Linked DNA regions of Mus musculus: region 2 is linked to region 1. The links are chromatin loops, found by intact Hi-C in ENCODE. Cell type or tissue: left cerebral cortex. All regions are shown on one strand. Links, peaks and the distances in the headings refer to the core of each region. The heading gives the core; the rest is flanking DNA.

Region 1 (10,395 bases), core at 3,515-6,014:
CACATTCCTAGATAGATGTGTGCATCTGCCACAGACTCTGCCCTGTGCAAGTTCTATAGCCTCCTCCTGGGGCCTTGATACCTCAAGTTGGACTATTCTCTGAGCAGATATGCCTCCTTAGAGTTCTATGTACCTTCAGATGAAATTATTTCCATTTGTCTACAAACACTAACCATACTAACTTTTCAGAGCTAAATTATGAAAAGCCTGTTTCTCAAGAATGTTAATTCATGACTTAACTGATTAGACATGATGCATTTAGATGTCTGGCTATCAATACAGACAAAGCTCATGCATATGCAACAGGGAGAATACTTCTCTCACTCACACACTATGTGACTTCCATGATTTGGTGCCTAGAAGAAGAGCTAACTAAAATATGTAACATGATAAATAGAAACTGGGCTAAATGGATAAGGACCTACAGAGCAGGCAGGGGAATAATAATAGCTCACACCTCTGCAGGCCCACCCCCGCCACTCTCCATCTGAAAAGGATAATAGATAGCTCAGTGCTCCAGGCGCCCAGATTTCTATCTAGGCCCTTTGAGCTTAACATTTTCCACTTAAGAGCCATCTTCATTTTATCAGCCACTGAGGTGCCTAGGAAGATTACAAAAGGAGAATATTTTCCTTAAGGCAAACACATGTGGGCACATATTTAAAATAAAGCAAACCCAAAGAAATACTTTTGCAATATATCTTAATGAAACTTAAAGGGAAGGACTGAATGGTAATTAAAAGCTCAGTATATTCAGCAGTCACCTTGTCTGTGGGAAGAAATGTATCTCGAGTGTGTGTGTGTGTGTGTATGTGTGTGTATATATATATATATATATATATATATATATATATATATATATGTATATAGATATATATATATATATGCATTTACACACTCACCATACAACTTTATTGTAAATATTATTGTAATTTCAAGACTTGAAGGTCAAATGCCACAGACAACACACACTCCATGTTTGTATTCTGTGAGACATTGAGGCATAGGCTTAGGATGGGCAGCTATGATTCCCAAAGGCTACAACAGTATGATGCTGGAAGGGTTCGGCTACTTCCTTTTTGTACACTGGCTAAGCTTTTGCTTTAAGTGTGGGCATTCTCACAGCGCTGGCCTAGAGGCCCAGAACTCTATTATAATGGCTCAATTTCTTTCTCATCAGCTGTTCAGACAAATGCTACAGTGGAGCTGATGGACAACAGAATCTAGAGCTTATGTCTGTCTTTGCAACTCAGTTGAGGCAGTAAGAAAGCAAAGGTTCAATAAAGAAATTCAATGAAAGACTCAACAAATAGATCAGAAGATTCTTCGGAACATATGGAGAATGTGAGCTTTTGGTCCATATCAGCTACTTTTCTTGAGGCTAGGAGAAAATACCGACAACAGCTACTTCAGGCTGACAATGTGAGGACACATAGGCCTCTGTGGTAGGGAAGCCACAGCAGCAGGAAGGTGAGGTGGCTGGTCACACTACATCCAAAAGTCAGGAAGCAGAGAGCGATGATGCTCAGCTTGCTTTCTCCATTTTATTCAGCCCCAGGTTCATGCCAGGGTGCTGTCCACATTCGTGCATCTTTCCTGATGTCAAACCTTACTGAAGCATCCTCATAGATATTGCCAGAGATGTCCTTCCATGGCTACCCTAAGTTCCACAGGGTTGGTAATGAAGATTAATTCTGATACCATTCGAAATGCTTAATGCTCACAGTTCCTCAAAGGAGGCTCCACAAAGATCCTCTGTTCCCACTAAGACCTCTAGCACTCATATTCTTAGAGGCAGGAACCCAGCACTTCAGGCTGGTGACAGACTTGGCTTCTTAAAGCTGGAAAAAAAATGCATCTATAAAGGGTAAGAACAAAAATTCAGCACAAGACAGACTGAGAGAGACAATGGGCCAGGAAGAAAACCTTACTCTGAGTATTTTCTAACCAGAGTAGACCTCAAAAGAAGGAAAAAAATCCCACTAAGCGAAGGATAGCTTTTAAAAGCTAATAGGATCACCTTTCCCAAGACTCACATCACACATTTCCATAACGGTGTCTTTGGTCTCCTGGTTTCTACTGACTGAAAGGGTCCCAGCTCTACCCCTTTCCCACCCAGACAGCCAAGCACTTCTCTTACAACCCAGCAGCACGTGCACACAGGATATTTGTTTCTGAAGCATCAATAATTGGAAATACATATCTTCTACAGATTTTCTAAATTCTCTACCTCCATCTTACCTACCTTCTTTTAAAACTTCCTCTTAAACTTAGCTGGTTCTAAAATTGATTCAAATTGATTTCTAAACCTTTTCTTTTTAACAAATATCATCAGAGCCAGGCAGTGGTGGTGCACGCCTTTAATCCCAGAATTTGGGAGGCAGAGGCAGGCTGATTTCTGAGTTCAAGGTCTACAGAGTGAGTTCCAGGACAGCCAGGGCTACACAGAGAAACCCTGTCTCGAAAAACCAAAAAAAAAAAAAAAAAAATCTTGACAGTGCTAGGTGACTCTCTCAGCATTCACAATACAAACTGACAACAAACTAGAAGATTTTAATGTTTCTGTGTTCCTCGTCAGCTTTAGTGATGAGGTCAGGTGAAGTGGAAGGGAAATCATAAACTATTAAGGGTAGAATTAAGGTAGAGCGAGGCCTGCAGCAAAGCATGCACACTGGAGGTTCTGTGACAACCCACCAGAAAAGAGCCTGGTCCCAAACCCCTCAACACATCAACAGGCCAGTGTAATAGATTACAACTCCTGGGCCTATCGGCCCCGTTTCTAACCACTTGGAGGCTGAGGCAATGCTAAGTTTGAGGCCAGCAGAGACGATAGAGGAAGAGCTTGTCTTCACTGCCAAGGGCTATCAAAGTATACATACACTGTAACCTAAAAATTAAAATGTCATTATTATGGCCAGGTGTGAGATGCATTCCTGTACCAGCAGCACTCAGGAGACAGAGGCAGGAAGGGACTAATGCTCCTGGTCAGCCAGAGCTACATACTGAGAGCCCATCTCAAGAATGGAGGGAGGACTGGGGGAGGTGGGGCCATAAATGGTTTATTGTTAAACAAACAAACAACAAAAAGACGTGAACCAACCAATCAAGAAAAAAGGAAAACTCTTAGAAGCAACGATTATGTGTGTTACTGTGTTCCAGGGGGTGGGAGAGGGGAGAGAAGAGCACACTTGCAAAGCAGCAAACCATCTGGGCAAGGAAGAACAATAAAATTGGAATGCAGCTGTAATGAGAGAGCACCCATCTTCAAAGAGCTAGTATTTTCTCTGCTCTTTAACCATCGTAGCAAAAGGAAAGGATCCCAGAAAGGGAAAGATAAGCAACAAGAGTGGGATGCAGACCGATGTGAGTAGACTCAGTCTGACTGTAGGCCACATTGGGAATGAAGGCAGGAAGTGCAGGATGGAAAAGAGGAGGACAAGGCCTCCATGACCACCGCTGCCTTACACACAGGCAGCCACTAACCTGATCTAGCTCACAGCCACGGAAATGTCTTTATCAATCACTTAATGATGATTACACTTCAAAACTAGCCTTACATTTGAGCACTAATCAATGCCCCCAGACACAGAGGCCATGCTCCACTCAACTCCAACAGCATTCTTCAGACTGGGTGGGGGAAAAAAAAACAGGAAAAATCAAAGAGGTCCAGGGCCCTGGCTTTTAAACGCTGGGTACTGAGGAGGTGTTCCTTCACATTCGCCTGCCAACGCATCTATGAACCACAGAGATACCTGGTCCACTTATGTTCTATTACTGCACTAGGCATACTTTCGTTGATTTCCTGAAGGAGCAACTGACAGGGAAAGCAGGAGTCAAACACTATGGCTGGAAGCCATAGAATGAAACCCCTAAAGCCACATCATACATCTGGCTAGTGGAGGGTATAGTTCTGAAAATATGGCTGAAAATGCTTTAGCAAAAGAAGGGAGGAAACACAACATCAGATAGTTCTGCTCAGTAAACAGACAATTTTACTTCGCCCCAGGATTTCTGCAGTGCTAGAATCTTATTGCCACCTCTTATTTGATAGTCTTAGTATTCAGCAATATCATGTTTAAGGCTTTATGAGACGAGTATAACTAGCATTCTGCTCATGATGACACTTCCCCTCCAAATACCAGGGTACTGCCAAGGTGACCAAATACTTGAGGAAGTGAGGCTATTGAGGAAGGAGGAGCATATTAAATAAATAGCAATAACACAGATACCACCCACCTTCAAACAGTTAGCATTCTTCCCCAGTCTACAACTATCCCAGTCAAGCACAATAAAACTAAAGAATAACAAAGCATGGGCTGGTTTGAATCTTCTTCTATGACAGAGGATATGACAGTGACCACCAAAGTTATTCTATGGAAGAAATGGAGACAATAGGTGCCTCATAAAGAACGAGAGCAAATGCCGGGCATGGTGGCGCACGCCTTTAATCCCAGCACTTGGGAGGCAGAGGCAGGTGGATTTCTGAGTCCGAGGTCAGCCTGGTCTACAAAGTGAGTTCCAGGACAGCCAGGGCTATACAGAGAAACCCTGTCTTGAAAAATCAAGAATAAATAAATAAATAAATAATAAAATAAAATAAAAAGAACTAGAGGAAAAGATATGATATGTGCCCTTTTAAAATTATTATGTGTACATACATGTGTGCGCCTGTGGATGGGTATGTGCATGTGATGGTGGGTGCCTGCAGGGGTCAGAGGTCTCAGATCACAGAGACAGATTTATGTGAACCTCTTGAAGTAGGTGGTGGAAACAGAACTGGGGATCCTCTGGAAGAGTAGCAAATGTTCTTAATGGTTCAGCCATCTCACCAGCCCCTAGATCTAGCTTAAAAAAAAAAAAAAGTAATTGGTCTAACAAACACGTGCTTCCAACCCAGCCAAATTGGTCTACTCATAGCTAAATATGCCATGCATTCACATTTCCAACTATTTGCAGGACATGTGAATTTGTGTGAGTCATCCTCACATAAAACTCAGCATTTCAAAAATAAAATGCAGTTTCCTAGATTAAAAATTTTGCTGAATTGTACCAATCACCTCCTCCATCCTGCAGTCCCACAGGCCAGCCATGTTGATTGCAGAACAACATCCCGGCAGGACTCAAACCTCCATGCTTTCTTTCTCTATTCTTCCTCCCCACTCTTGCTGAGACGTCCACTGTGTCTTCTATGGTCTATACAGCATCCCCTACCTGATCCTTAACACTGCCAGCTCAATCATTTCAAAAACACTTAGATGCCAAATAGTCCTACTTCTTCCAGTCACCAGCACCAGCTCTACCACCAGAGAATACACGCTTGGAAGGTTTCAATATAGAGACAAGCATGGACTTCCTATGTCTGAAATGATGTTGGGGAGGGGAAGGAGGTGTGAGAGGACATCAACGGGGGATGGGGAGAGGAACAGTGAAGAGACAGATAAGGAGAAAGGATATAAGATTAAGGGAGGCTAGGAAGACTGGTCTTTACTGAGTCCTTTTTTAAATACTTTAAAATAGTTATCTCATTTGATCAGCACATGAAACTTGTGGCACCTCTTATGAGCAAGAGTCATGGTATAACCAAAAGGCTGGGAATAGAGAGGCAGCATTTTAGTATGACAGAGACTTTGCCTGATCCAACACCCAATCTATCAATGTCTGATGGCACAGCTTACTTACAGTCACTGAAAGACTGTTGTAGCTGTAGCAGACATTTGTGGGGGCTACTAAAGGACTGTCATTTTAACACACAATATCTTACCTAATCTTTTTATCAATACAGAGGCAGACATGCCTTTTGTTTCCCCAAAGAGTAAATCCTTTCAGATTTGCAGCATGATATCCTACTGTAAGTGGCAGAGCTGCAACCAGAAGCCAAGTTTTTCCATTCTGAATCTAGTGTCTTTCTCACTAAGCAGTGTCACACAATAAGCAAGAATATTATGTACAGTCTAGCCCTGGAGACCTCTCTAGCCCTGCCTGAGGAAGTCCCTTCCAGCTTTACTGTGCTCACCCAGGCAGTGCACTTCCTGGGGGCTCCCAGACCTGGCACCCACCCATTGTGCTCTGTGGTGGCACACAAAATTAGCAGGTGTCTGTTGACGCTATGTATTATCGTCTTCCTTTCTGAGTGTATCTTGTTGAACACCTAGACTGTATTCCCTCCTGGTCTATGAAGAGTCACACACTTAGTAGGCATTCAATAAATATTTATTGGCTAGCAGATTGATTTCTCACAGAGTTCCCAGGGGGTTCTGTGGGCTGTCAGATGAAAACAAAGTAATAACTGACTGAGTCACAGAATTTTTGAGCAAAAAGAGTCCGCAGAGATAAACTAATCTAAATGCTTCCATATAGAGATGAAGACAGATCCAGAGATAAATTGTAAGCAGATGTTTAAGGGAAAACAGAGACAGACACCATCACAACAGGCACCCAAGAGCCCTCTGAATCTCAGACCATTTCCCTTATACTGCTGTCCTTTAAAATTTCTATAAAACAGGAATAAATATAATGTGCTCATGAATTATCTAAGATGCCTTTAATACATTAAAAATATATCAGCACATTAAAAATAATCTATTCATATTAGATTATAAGTTTGACCACTCTAATACTAATAAACTTGCTAAAATACACATTAGACATTTAACTAAATGGTTTGTCTGCCAACAAAGGAGATTCAGTGGACCTATTTGAGAAATGAATGATTTGAAAATGACCAATGTCTTCCCTTTCCCCTCAACATATATTCCAACATAAAGCAGAACCATTCACTGGAAACAGAGCAACATTTTCTTCATCTCTTTCTCTGCCCTTCTATCCTTTGAGAAATAGTATTTCACAATACATCACCTTGTTGACTTTGAGAGTGCACCTTACTGATAGAACACTTACTTAAATGCTCAGAAGGCATTAGGAACTGAGATTGCTTTAAAGAAAAAGAAGAAAAGCTGTAGTGTGATGAGTGTGGACTTTCAGATGAGGGAAAAAATTCTTGCCTTCTCTCTCTTACTGACCATGTAGACTGCTCTGGGCTTGTTCAGTCTGACTGCAGGCTCACTCTTTTGCTGACCACCACACTATTCTCTGACAAGTCACTAAACGAAGAGGATTCTGACTACTTGGGTACAATATGGCATAGAAATGTGTGAAAGCTACCAAATGCCATGTTCCTTACACACAGCTCACAGCCATGGTCTCAATGGGACGCAGTAAAGCTCCACATCCCATGCACATCATCACTGGACACTGATGTTCTCATTCCTGGCAGATAAGTCATTCTGACACAGACAGGTTGACAGGACAGTTAGAATTTTACAATGGTACCTGGCCCCTGCAGCAACATCCAGTGAAGCTGGTAAGGGTGCTTAGGCCAAACTACTAGTTAAAGCAACCATAACTAACGCTTCCTGACTCTTGGCATTGTGTTGCTCCCGGCTACTTAGTTCTATCTTTCCATAATTCTCTCACACTAATAACTCCCTTACTAGTACAGTCAGAATTGTTACTGTTCTTTGCATCCAAAATCATCTTAATAGATTTAACAGACGCTGACATCATGAAGACTCATTCGTAAGAGTTTAAAACAAAAGTTCTTGCCAAGCCTGGTGGCAAAGGCCATGATCCCAGATACTTGCCACTCAAGGGGCTGATTCAGGAAGATGACATATTCCCAGTCTACTTGAGCTATAGAGTAGGGTGTTTGCCTAGTATGAGACTTCAAGGTTCAAGGTTTAGTACAGCAGCTCTTGACCCCTTTGGAAGGAGGGGTGTGTGTGTCACTAAAACACAGACATTTATATTATGATTCGAAATAGCAGCAAAATTACCATTATGGAGTAGCAATGAAAATAATTTTATGGTTGGGGGTCAGCACATCATAAGGAACTGAGTTAAAGGATCACAGCATTAGGAAGGCTCAGAACCACTGCCTTAGCACAACTATCCAAGTAACTAAGTAGCATGGTACATGGACCACACTTTCCTCTAAGATGACAAAGGCAAGTGACATCTGCCAGGAGTGCTGTATCTGCTCCAATGATCCCCAATTCCTACTGCAGTGCCATGGTCCAGGGCAGGTAGCTGGACAGCACTTAATCTTTAGCCTTCTTGGAGAAGAAAGAGGGATTGTGTTGTCTTGCCACTTGAGTCCTTCTCATGTGTGCTCTCCATCTAAATGTGAAATGCTATGTGGGGCATTAACGGCCCCAGAACCCAACAGCTTCGGCCACTCTGCTAAGGAAAAGCAAATGGGAAACAAAGAAAGGCAGACGGCTTAGAGACACCAACTCAGAGGTAAGCAGTGTAAGTGTAGTGTAGCCACATCCATGAACAATGTATTAATGTGTACAATACATACAAGGTAAAAAAGAAAGCTACTCTATTTAGGCAATGGGTCATTTACAGGAGTCTATAAGAAGGACTGGGTAGGGCGTGAAGGTCTGCTGCTAGTTTACAAACACAATTTATACCCCAACTACACTCACTCAGAATGGATAAACAAATCACAGGCCACACACGCCTTACCAGTTAAACAGTTCCATAGCCGTGGGCACTGAAAAGATATTGGATTGCAGCTTTGTCTACTTCACTTGTTTTCTAAAGCCATGCAAGAAACCAACTTCCTTAAAGACATTTTACAGTGTGGCAGACTTCTTTTAAAGGTCAGTCTTATACAGACACTTGGAGAGAGAACACAGAGAAACAGTTGCATATGGTGAAACAGGAATTTCTGGAATAAAAGTGGCCTATTATCCTGACAAAAGAGAAGCCACCCAGCAGGGACACTTGTCTTCCCCAGAAGCCTGTTAGGCTCCCTACCTGGCACCTTCCAGGGCCATCAGGACATCAGTGAAGCACAGAGATCTGGAGGTGCTTACACCCACTTACTCCAGCTCTGGGTGTTTAAGCTTGTGCAGGTTTCCACACCCCTAAGATGAGAAAGTCTATGAAACACATTGTACCTCACATATTGTTGACTTTTTATCCACATGAACTAGGACTTACTGATGAGCAGTCATGGAATATACATTCAAGTAGCTATCTTATAATAGTTGGCAATAACATTCAAAAATAACCAGACAGCATCGTGTCAATGGGTATTTAACATAACATAGGTTATAGAATACTGTAGAAGTATTAAAACTTCCCTTTAGGCCTCCCATTAGAGACGCTGCGGGCCCTATCTGCTGTGGAGGTTAGAATGCCCAGCAAAGTCATGAGATCCCCAGCATCACGTCTTAATATGCACTCCTTGCTAAGATAGGCTATATCTCCCAAACACGCTGTAGCACAATAAAGAGGAGAGAAAATGAGCGCGTGGGGAAGGGATAAAATATTGTTTCTCACTAGGGAAACAGATTCTCAGACTTCAGGACTCCTTTTGTGATAACTCAGTTTTACCTTGGCTAAGGGCCTTTTTTTCATCTGCATTTCAAGCTCATTAACAAAAATGTGTTCAAGGAATGGATTAGAAAAGGGAGAGCTGACTTGAACAGCTGACATTCTGTTCAGCTGTCCCTCATTCATGTACCAGCTCTGTGTACTATGCCAACTAGGATGCTTACTTATATCTCAGCACTGAGGATGCTGAAAATCAAGCTTCATATTCACACAGCTTGTCAACTGGCAATTTGGCCTATTACTTTATATTGAAAACTGTAAGTAGCAGCAGTATGTGCCCAGAACCATCACACAATGCTTCTGCAGTGATGACTAGCCCCACAATACACTAGGGACAACAGGAGAGACTACAAGCAGGACAACTTTAACATAGCCAGGAAAAATCAGTTTCCTACTAACTAAACAGATATAGGCAGTTCAACCGCTATCCTTTTATTTGGCTAAACAGAAATGAAGACACACAATCACACACACATACACACACACACACTTGAGTGACAATCTGGACTACAATTTGGGTCTCGGATCCTAAAATCATACATACAGATCAGAAAAGGTGAACAGGAAATCATACTAATGCCAGCCATGGCTTAGACGGATTTCAAGAGCCTTACCTTAAATGAAAAGGCCTACCTTAGAAGATGATATCTAATGTACTGTTTCATTTACATACAGGCCTTAAAGTTATGAAGATGAGAAGCAAAACTAGAGTCAGGAATGATGGGAGGGGAAAGAATACAGGAGGCAACACAGGGAGATCATTATGATGACTGAATAATTTTCTTCTTTTACCTCACTGTATAATAAATGGCACCAAAACATAAATGTAAGTATATAAATATTAATGCCCAATTCCTATTTTTAGTACTATATGAGATAGAGCCACTAGCAGAAAATGAGTGAAGGGCACATGGAATGCACAGCGACTGCTCTCAATGCTTTTTAAAATCCATCTGTAATTACTACAAATCAGGTTTTTAAAACATCAAT
Region 2 (10,395 bases), core at 5,350-7,849, 53 kb before region 1:
CACTCATGCTTGCGCTGGTCTCCAGAAAGATGGTAAACACTAGTTTCAGCATATGCATCCATGAATATTCATGAATACATGTAATAAGAAATTACAGTGCCCTCTATGAATTTCATTCTTGGGTTACCATAATAGAGACCAATACACTACCACTAATGACTTTTTATAAGAACAGACCCCTGCAGGTCTTTGGTCTCCCCTCCCAGGCTATCCCGGTGTAGAGGGGTTAAGGGGTTAAGGTAAGAACACGGGGTAATGAAAGTGGAATTCACTTCAGATTCTATCAGGTGAAGGTCATTTCTCATCTCTCTTGAGGTTCAATTCTTTGCCCTTAGCATTTGTGTTAGGGCCCAAGAAATTCCTGCCTCCAGAATCAGATCAGGGGATCAAAGAGCTATTCTTAATGTCTCAGTTGAGGCCAACTGAAGGAGGGAATGGAGGCAGAGGCAGGCTACTCACTCCAGCATTTAGCGGTCCTCCTCCACAACGGGGCCATTGAGTGGGTGCCACAATAGATGGCTGAGAATAAAAGGCTGAAGGAAAGCATACAGAGTCCCCTTGCACAGAGTCGGTCATTCATCACCAGGCAAGTGCCAATATCTGGGAACAGCAATCTCAATTTCTGCAAATCCTCCAACCTGCAACAGCTGCTAGTGACTCTGGTGGGCGACTTTCCTGCTTACTAGAGTTTGCAATACCCAGCCCTGGCCAGGAGCCAAGGAGACATTACTTAGGGTAGAGCCAAGCTGGCTGCAGTGAGCAGCAACAATGGACTTCACAGCTTATAAAGCAGCTTACAAAGGGCTCCCGTGTATTTCAAAAAGCACTTCAGATAGCTGGTGAGAGAAGCTATCTGCACACACGCAGTCAAGCAGTTTATTCCTAACCCACTTAATTCAAGGTTTCTGTCAGAAGCCAGGATATATTGGAGGCAGGGACAGAGAGCCACGAGGTAGGATGCCGGGACGCAGTTATGGCACATCTCCTTTTCGTAGAGAACCTGCTCAGCAGGAAGGGGAGTGGCTGGCAGTAGCCAGCATTTCAAATGGATAGCCAATGTAAGAGAACTAAGGCAGGCTATGGGATTCTGGGCTCTTTAGAGAGCTATCTGTCTTGCTTTCATCAGCACCCTTAAGTAGCATCTGTAAATGTTACTAATGCCCACTGCTATACCAACCAAGTGGACTGCAAAGGTCTTCTGTCCTGCCTTACCACCTGATGTCTCTGGGGACCACTTACCAACTCCTTGCCATGCAGGCTATCCTATAAGGTACAGTTTTGTTTTCAGAGAACAGGTTCACCAAGAAACAGGCCTAGAAACCAAAGAAGCCAAAGACTGAGCACAGAATGCATGTGCTCACAGGTGGTAAACACTGAATGTACCCAAAAGGGACTTTCCATAGAAGAGATGCAGAGGTATGGAGCAATTTTCTATTAATTTTATCTGGTCCATTACCTTTTTATTTTGTTCAGGCGTTGAGACAGGGTTGGGTCCAGGCTGGCCATTTTAAAACTTGCTATGTAGCCATGGATCATACCAATCTTAGATCTTTCTGCCTTCACTTACAGAGGGCTGGGGATTGAATTCAGAGTGTCCTGTTAGGTTAGCACTTATCACCCAAGCTGCTGCACACTGTCTACAAGGTCTTAGAGAACTTCATGTGTGTTTTGTTCACAGAAGATGAACTGATGCAAAGGCATGTGGCAGAGTCAGCAGAACTTGGACTGTGAAATGGACATGGAAGGACTCACTGGACTTTGGAGTCCCTTGGTGAACCTAAGTATCTGTCATGCTGGGTGTGAATTTCCTAGGGGAAACTCTGATTCAGCCCAGCCCAGGTAAGATGTGTATAAGACCAACTGATACAATTAGAAGACACACAGAAGCCTGTATCAGATATGTGAAGTGGAAGTTAGGGAAGTAATACGGCTCAAATGCTACTATGATGAAGAAACCAAAGGAGCCAAGTCTAGTCTAGACCTTCGTTTTACTAGGCCTATCCTCTCAATAACTGATAAATATGATGTGATAGTACTTACCGCAAGTTCAAACTCATAGCAGGAGGCATACCATCATGAAAGGAGGCTTAGAATTACATCTGTCCAGGCCATGTAATGTCTTTTATTACTTAGTGTATGACATATTATGTGCAGCAATAAGACAGATTTTATTGTATTTTTGAAAATTAGTGCTAAGGTCTAGGCTCAAAGCCCTGCACATAGCAGGCAATGTTCAGCCAGAGAGCACATGCCCAGCTGCAGGCATCAGGCTCTGAGTTAGTGAATTACAAGCTTGTACCTCACCAGCCTCGTAGGTGCTTATATCTTATTTACTCAGGAATTAGTTAGCAGAGGAGAGAGAGAGAGAGAGAGAGAGAGAGAGAGAGAGAGAGAGAGAGAGAGAGAGAGAGAGAGACTGAGCAAGCTTGCTTTAGAAAGAAATAAGGGAAATTACTTATATCAACTGCAGAATTTTGGTTGTCTACCCAGAATGCACCTTGATTTGCAATATGCATTTGAGACCCTTTTACACTATTTTAAAAGTGTATAGTGAGTGTGTGTGTGTGTGTGTGGGGGGGGTGTAAAAGAACTGGTCTTTTACCAAAAAAGGTCCCTGTAAGTCAGAACTTAAAGAAACAAAATCAGATATTGAATTATAGAAAAAGCACTACATGTGTGCTGATCAGCCAATGCAAGCTTTCTGCCCTTAATCAGCAAGCTCCAGGTTAGGAAGAGCTGGGAGAGGCTGGGAAGGCTCTGGTCCCAGTCCATGACTGTGCAGTTTTCATTTGGTTCTCGAGATCTTTATGATGAAGTTGCTATCTACCATGAGCAGGGGCTGGGCAAGAGGATTTAACTGCTGGCACCTCTCATCTTAAGGGGCTACTTCTGTGCTGGCAATTCACGATCTAGTATGCAGGGCAGTGAAGTCCAAATGCTAACCCTTCGAAGGCCTCCACCATCTTCTTTTCTTCCCCTGCAGTGCTGAGCAATAGCAGGTGTAAGTAACCACTGGCTTTTACAAGGGGGGATGGGAGCACAGATACAGGCAAGAACAAGTATCTGTTACCATGTCTTCCACCCACTGCTCTGGGAAGGAGAAAACTCTGCTCTCTTCAAATCAAAGCAGGCTGCTTACAAGGAATACCACATGAGTGAGAAAGATGGCCACTCTACGCAATATGCCTATTTTGATACGAAGGGTTGTTGTTGTTACCATTTCCCAATCAGTAGCACTCACGAGCATATCTAAACTTGGAAAAGAATAAAAAAAATTCCCTGTTAAACAATGAGAATCAAGAGTAAAAAGAAATAGCAGTTTGCTGAAAAACAGACTAAAATATATCAGGGCCTTAGAGTTATTTCTGCATTCCCTGCACATACAACATCATTCATGAAGAAGGCAATGGTACAAATATAGCATAAATGTCGTCTGCTCTAGCTTGTAATTTAAAATGCAAATGCTAATGAGTGAACTGGCGTATCAGTGGAGTTAATAACCGCATGCCTAGCACAGGGGCTGCATCCAAAACACACACCGAGAAGAGACAGACACCATGTTCCAATTTAAAAATAAAAACACCCAAATTAACCCTAGAAAAATCACTAGCAGATGTACAAGCTCAGGAAAAGGAGGCACACAAGGGCAGGGAAACAGGGACTTCTCTGCTAGTCTGCTGACTGGTAGACTTAGCCACCTTCATCCACAGTAAAGGTGTGCACAGGAGTCCCAGTGTTTATCCGGGAATTCTATGTAAAGCAACATTAGACTACACAGAAGGGAGGACTACACACAGGGAAGCCTGAGAGCGCCAATGTCAAGTTCTTCCACAGCCCATTTTAGAACCCTGTTAGCAGGGAGCCATAGAAGATGTACTTCTCATTTATTTTTTCATAGGCAAAGAGAAAAGAAACCCTGGTTAAACCTTTCCAAAACCTCTAAGTAATTGAAATAAATGGAAAAAAGCTTCAGTAGTGACTGCATTTGTCTCAGATGCTTCCCACATATGACAGGGACTTCTGTGCCTCATTTCTGCACATATGGGGCGATGCCTGGCACCTCTCCGTCAGAATAGGAATGTTCCTATGAGGCACAGCTCCCAGGGCTTCGGTGGCCTCATGCGTGGTGAGTCAAAGTCTGTGAGGCCTTGTAAAGGCCAACTGAGGGAATGCGCATGGTGGCCCACACCAGGCAACTTTCAAGTGTGTAGCTCCCATACAAACTGTACAATTTCATGCAAATCCAGACATCAGTTGGAGAGACCCCAGCAACTTTATGAACAAGCTGCAAGGGGAGCAATGACCTAGGGCAGAAGAGAAGGGCCAAGACCATTTATTTCATTGTTCAATAATGAACAGGTTAAATGATGTAAATTGAGAGGCAGTTCTCATAGCAACCAAGATACTTCTTACAAGTAGTGTGTACTGTTCATGCTGAGGCTACTCACTACAAGAAATGTCATAACATTTCTCTTAAAAAATAATTATTAACTGTTATATATATGCTTTGCTTGCATGTAGGTCTACATACATGTGTTTGCTTGGTGCCTGTGGAGACCAAAAGGGGGTGTCAGATCCCCTGGGACTGGTGTTACAGAGAGTTGTGAGCTGCCATGTGGGTGCTAGAACCAAATCTGCAAACAAGTGCACTTAGCTGCTGAGCCATCCGTCCATTCCTCCTTTTAATTTTAAATCATCAAATTATTTCCTCCTTTTAGTTTTAAATCATCAAATTATTTTTTATGTTTCCTGTCTTTCATCCAGGGTCTGCTTCTATAATCTTTCTGGCCAAGCAGACTCCCTCATAAAGCTAGGCTAGTGGAGAGTAGCCTAATCTAGGATGCCTTTTCACCAGTGCTAGTTGGTAAATAGAAAATGCCAGCAAGCTGATGTAATGGTGCTGAGAGAAAACTACAACAAACAACCCTCTACCAAAATGTATTCTGAAAATGCCATGGAATGCAATGGGCACAACCAGAGAGACTGTGCTATAACTGAACACATGCCAATGGACCTCTCAGATCCCTGGAAACTTCCTCTTCACCATTCCCTGCCCTAAGAAGATTCAGCAAGGAACCCTTGTTGAAGTAGAAAAGGAAGAGGAGGAGGAACTGTAAAGGAAAAAGCACACAGCCCTGCTTCTGGCTCCTTCTCAGGGCTCGTACTCTCTGTGAATGACAGGTTTTGTTTCTACCAAGGATCACCCTTATCTCACCTAAACCAAGACTCTGAACTAATAAGACCACAAAAAGCACTGGCAGCCTTCTGCGAAGTCGAAGAGTTCAGAAGGAATCTTCCCAGCGATCAGCCAAAGGCATTCCAAGTGGAGGATTATACAATGTTTCTTTGGCACACAGAACCCAAGTGAGACAGGATCAATTGAACAGTTTGACTTGGAGGCCACAGAAGTCTGACACACTCCACAGAGGGTTCCACAATGAAAAGCCCCTGGCTGACACAGGCTGACACAGAATTGCCATAGGGCCTTGCTGTTTCCTTCAACCCCTGGTCACCATCATCATACCAAGATAATTTGGCTTGTCTGAATGAAACAATTGTTGAGGAATCTGAAAATCAGAATCCTTAAGTGTTTCAGCTACAAGGTCTGTGGCTCCCTTAAACTATGCTGAACAAATTTTATTTTTACTGATGACTTTATTACTTTGCCTTGTTCAGAAAAATATTTGAAGTGGCTATTGAACTAATTGAAGCCCTCCCTCTTGTCTCCTGAAACACTATTTTATCCTTTGAGCCCTATGGTCCACTCCCAGATACGGGCATTTCCATTCTCACTGAAGATGACATACCATTAAAATACTATGGAACAGGGTACCCTGCCTTGGCCCAAACTAGCAGTCTGTCCCACTGGTCTCTGAATCTAGAACTTCTGGGTTTCAGAGCAGGACGGTTAGCTCTCTAAGAGTATCACAATGCTTATTTACTGTTTCAGAATCTCCAAGTGAGTCTCATCTGTTTGTAATTTAAGGTTGTGTTTCTCTTTCTCCTACCTCATGTTTTGTTTGCTATTATTACTGTTTTGAGACTGTACTCCAGGCTGGCCTGGAACTATGCCAATCTTCCTGCCTTAGCCGCTCATGTGTCGGGATGACTGATCTGAACAGCCCAGCTACCCTATCCTTAAAATATTTGTTCCCCTTTATGTCTATACATTCCTTCCTGCTAGAAGGCTCCAACTTTATCATGCATTTCTATCTTCCTTAAGATGGTGCCCAGAGGACAGAAAACATTATTAAATAACCATGCCAATGAATGTCTCATAAGTTATGAGGCAGTGCATTCTGGGGCTGGTTCATGATTGAGAAGGTAGACAATCAGCCTACAGTTAGAGGCTTTGCTCTTTCACCTGCCCGTGAGCAGGCAGAGACTTCACGCTGAGGCCACAGCACTGAAGCTCAATGGGAGGAAAGTCCTTTGAGAAGAAGTTTGTTGAGAAAGTCCCACAGAAGCAGACACAGCGATGAGGACTGCATCCTTTTCGTAAGGCAATTCTTCTGAGAACTGAGACAGGCAAAAATGTTCTGCCTAGATAGCCAATCTGCCAAAAGAAAAGCTCCACATCTTCTGCTACCTTCCCTGGAAGGTTTTTCATCCCTCAATTACTTGTTCTTTCCTCTGCTCTTTTGCTGTGCTTTGCATCTGGGTTTGCCATCCTGTATTACCCTCCCCCACACCCCTCCATCCCAGTGAAATACAACTGGTACAATGGCAGTGTTGGCAGGCAGGGACTTTAAGGGATGGATTATTTACTGGAGGAGTAGGAGTTAGGAAGTGACCCTGCTCTTCGGAATTTTTCTCTTTTAGTTATACACTTGCCCTTCAACTTTCTACCTTGAGTTGAAGCAGCAGGGGTTCCCACAGAAGCAAGCAGATGCTGGTACCACTCGGGATTTAGATGACACGGCTTCCAGAACTGAGAGCCAGAATCCACTTCTTCCCCATACGCATTACCAGTCTCAGCTTAGCTGGGTCATGGCCACAACACAAAAGGAACTAAGACAATTCTTACGATGTGCTGCTTTCATTTATGATAATTCTAATTTTATTATTACTTGGTTTTATATGGCTGTGTATATTACTAAATTAAAAGTTAATTTGAGAGCATAAACTATCTTGTTAATTTATGTACCTACCTTGTAATAAATTTGTGAGAACTCTGGGCCTTGTCACAAATGCTGCCCAAACCTGTTGTGGCAATAATTTCCTGTAAGTGACATTTTGGGATGCTCTTCATCATAAAAATAAATAAATAGCTACAGAATCTCCGGAAGGTCTCTTGTCAAACTGCCTATTTCAGGTGACGGGTCCCAACTGAAAACACACAGGCAGAGGAGACATCCAAACTGGGAAGTCCCAAGAGAAAGAATATCCCACTTTACAAATATCCATTAAGTTGCAATTCAATTAAAACATCTGAAAGGAATTCATAAGTATCAGCAGACCCTGTAATTGCTTAATTAAGGATAGAAGCCCAGCAAACACAACCACAGTAACAGTCTGATTCATTAGCACCTCTCTGATAGCAGAATGGGGTTTCTCACTTAAACATACATTGGCTTTAATTGTGTAATTTGGTTAGGCACTGGTAATCAATGGGGATCTACCATTCCTGGGGCCCGGAGATGAGAAGGATGCTCCTGTTTACCTTCCCTCCCTTGCTCTCATTACAAGTTTTTGGTCTATTGAAACAAGCAGTTGATATTCCAATTACGACAGGCTGGAAGAGACTTTGAAGTGAAGGAAGGAAATGAAATGAAACACCATTCAAAGGCATTCAAGATGGAAGGACAGACACATAGCCACACCTTTTGTGCATCGTGAACAAATCCACTACCAGTCATTAAAACGTAGACACCTAGAGCCTTATTGCCTAGCTTGTCAGATTGCATCACCAGGGGGTGGGGCAGGGAGCTATAATCAGAAAGACACAAAAAAGTAAAAGAGATGCCAAAGGGCAGGCAAAGGGAAGCCCCATTTTCTCGTCCTAGCTCATGTGTCTAAGTAAATGGTTAAGTGTAAGTCACCTGCTGTGGTCCACATGGAACCCCTGCCAAGTGGCTGCTGCCATCTAGACAGTTTGTCCCAAGAGTCAGTTCTATGTAAGGTGAGTGCTATCTAGCCCAGCCCCTCACCCTGCTCACCTTGGCTTGTAACTCACCAGACTGCACCAACTTTAAGGCATAGAAGTGCAAACAATTTGTATGTGTTTCAACCTAGGTTGGCAAAAGATCCCAAAGACCTGATTTAAGATTCCTTACGTTACTTTACCCTGAAGGTTCAAATTACTCTTCTCTTTTAGTTCTGGAGAAGGCATTTTGTTTACAGGACATTACCTTGATACCTGCTATGCTTAGTCAGTATGACAACTTCCTGAACTGTGCCCTCAGCATGGCCCTGATGCCCAAGGGGTATCATGTAATTTACAACAAAAAACCTTCACACAAAGGTCATGGTAATAGTAGGGCACACACTCCATGCTCATAAAAAATAAGAATCAAGAGGCACATGAGCTGCAAATATATGCTTCAGTCTTTCTTAGACAAGATACCAAAATAAAGCTGCACACACACGGTGAGTGACTGAGCTAACGTGAATTCAAAGACTAAGGTTTGCTGCTTTTGTTCTAATGGAAGGAAACGTGTGTGGCTTACTAAATGCTGCTGGAGGAAAACTGATGCCTTAAAAACAAACATAAGCTGCCTTGGGTTCTCAGGATCACCAACTGTGATTTGCCTCCAAGAGCAAAATAAGTGTGCACAGGAGGCACAGCAGCAGGCTTAGGGACCTTCAGCACTCTCAGCTCTGATCGGCTAAGGTCGTCTGCTCGCTGACCAAACCTAGGCCAGGTGCTGAAAGGACTAAAGGGCACGAGCTGTCAGGAGGCACTGACCTGTTAGCTGCAGCTGACTTTCCCAGCCCCACCTGCTATCCCATCTGACTAAACAATCACTTCACGTACAGGGGTGCAGGAACCGTGACAGAGAGACCAGCTGGCTCCGGCCAAATGCCACTCCCTATCAAGCTGTGGGGCCGTCTGCCCAAAAAAGGCCACATAAAAATGCAAAGTATCCACCCCACCTTCAAGTACAGAGAGCTCTCCAAAAGGCCAGGATTAATGAGAGCGGCAAGGAGGGATGGAGTTCAACAAATGTCTTGACTTTCCCCTTGCGAACTGCGATCGAGTTGTGATAGAGACCATTTTTGCAGTTAGTTTCATATGGTGTGGAGTGAGTTGTGCCATGAGAATAGACTGTCCCAACAGTCACAGCTCAGGTCTCCAGGCCTATGCTTATGCTCATTCACCTTGAGGTCACAAAGGTCTCTCTTAGCAGACTCACACCACCCATGTTCCAGCGAACTTTCATCCCCAGGTCAGCTTTGCCTTGTCCACTCACAATCTCCTTGAATTCTCGAATTTGCATCAGGGCCCCTCATCTCTTTAAACTGCATGTTCCCTAAGATTTTTCTCCATCCTCCCTATCTCTGCACAACCTCTTTGGAAGACAGGGTCTCATGTAGCTCAGGTTAGTCTAGATATATAGCCTCGAACTCTCGATCATCTAGCCTCCATTTCCTCAGTACTGTGATTATAGGCTTCTACCACCAGCCTTGGCTAGTCTATCTTTTTGATATGAAGATTTTGTTGAGTTTTAGCTAACAATCGAGGATTGTTTTAAGAAAAACAAATAGCTATACTAGATAGCTTTCTAACTCTAACATACAACCTCATGACTTGACAGCATGTGTCAATTTTAGAAGTACAGTAGATGCCGGCATCCTTTTGCCATGTTACCCAGTCAACTCTCATTCATATGTGCTATTTTCCATTCTCTGATAGACTTTGAGCTAAGCAGTCTTTATCTGGTAAGTCTGCTCCTTACCAGCAGCCATGGGTATTTTCTAGTCACCTGGAATCTGCCTTTGGTTGATAACTGATGAAAATATATCTACAAAGGTCACCTATGACTTTCTGACTGATTAAACAGTATAAGATCATGTCAGTGCTTTGCACACTTGATGTTTTAACTCTGACTGTGCTGGCTCCTCCGAGTTCTCCATCTCCTTAGCCTCCCAGAACCACTCTCAATGGTTCTGTTATTCACAGGGTAGCAGCTCCTGTCTGCATAGGAATTCGTAGCCTTATGCTGGAGTTCTTGGGTGTTCACTTCACATATGGGGTGGAATACACCACTCCTAAAGCTGTTCTGCAGGCACTGCACACATGCGGAGTACTCCATGATCTGAGCATCTGCCCAGGCTCTTCTGATGAGCCGCAACATTGCCATGGAAACTATAAATATTATACATCCAAGGCCAAACCAATTACCCATTTCTCTAACGAGCTTCTCTCACTGTTTTAGCTTTGACTATGGCCTT

Evidence for each region. Peaks named below come from ENCODE experiments on the same cell type or tissue, not always from the same donor. Only the 100,000 strongest peaks of a DNase experiment are listed, where the experiment ranks them.
Region 2: a loop joins it to region 1, with 5 times the contacts of the local background. A loop is called at or near these places in 3 of 42 quality-filtered maps.

The regions. Positions count from the first base shown.
Region 1 is chr6:28,692,011-28,702,405 of GRCm38, reverse strand. All of the region lies in intron 12 of Snd1 (staphylococcal nuclease and tudor domain containing 1), which reads right to left. Among named protein-coding and RNA genes, the nearest start is that of Lrrc4, 130 kb to the left of the region's middle. In left cerebral cortex, for the core only: no CTCF peak of the experiment used is centred there; a DNase peak (open chromatin) is centred at 4,963; H3K27ac peaks cover 993 bases.
Region 2 is chr6:28,747,056-28,757,450 of GRCm38, reverse strand. The region is part of intron 15 of Snd1 (staphylococcal nuclease and tudor domain containing 1); the gene reads right to left. Among named protein-coding and RNA genes, the nearest start is that of Lrrc4, 79 kb to the left of the region's middle. In left cerebral cortex, for the core only: no CTCF peak of the experiment used is centred there; no DNase peak of the experiment used is centred there; H3K27ac peaks cover 123 bases.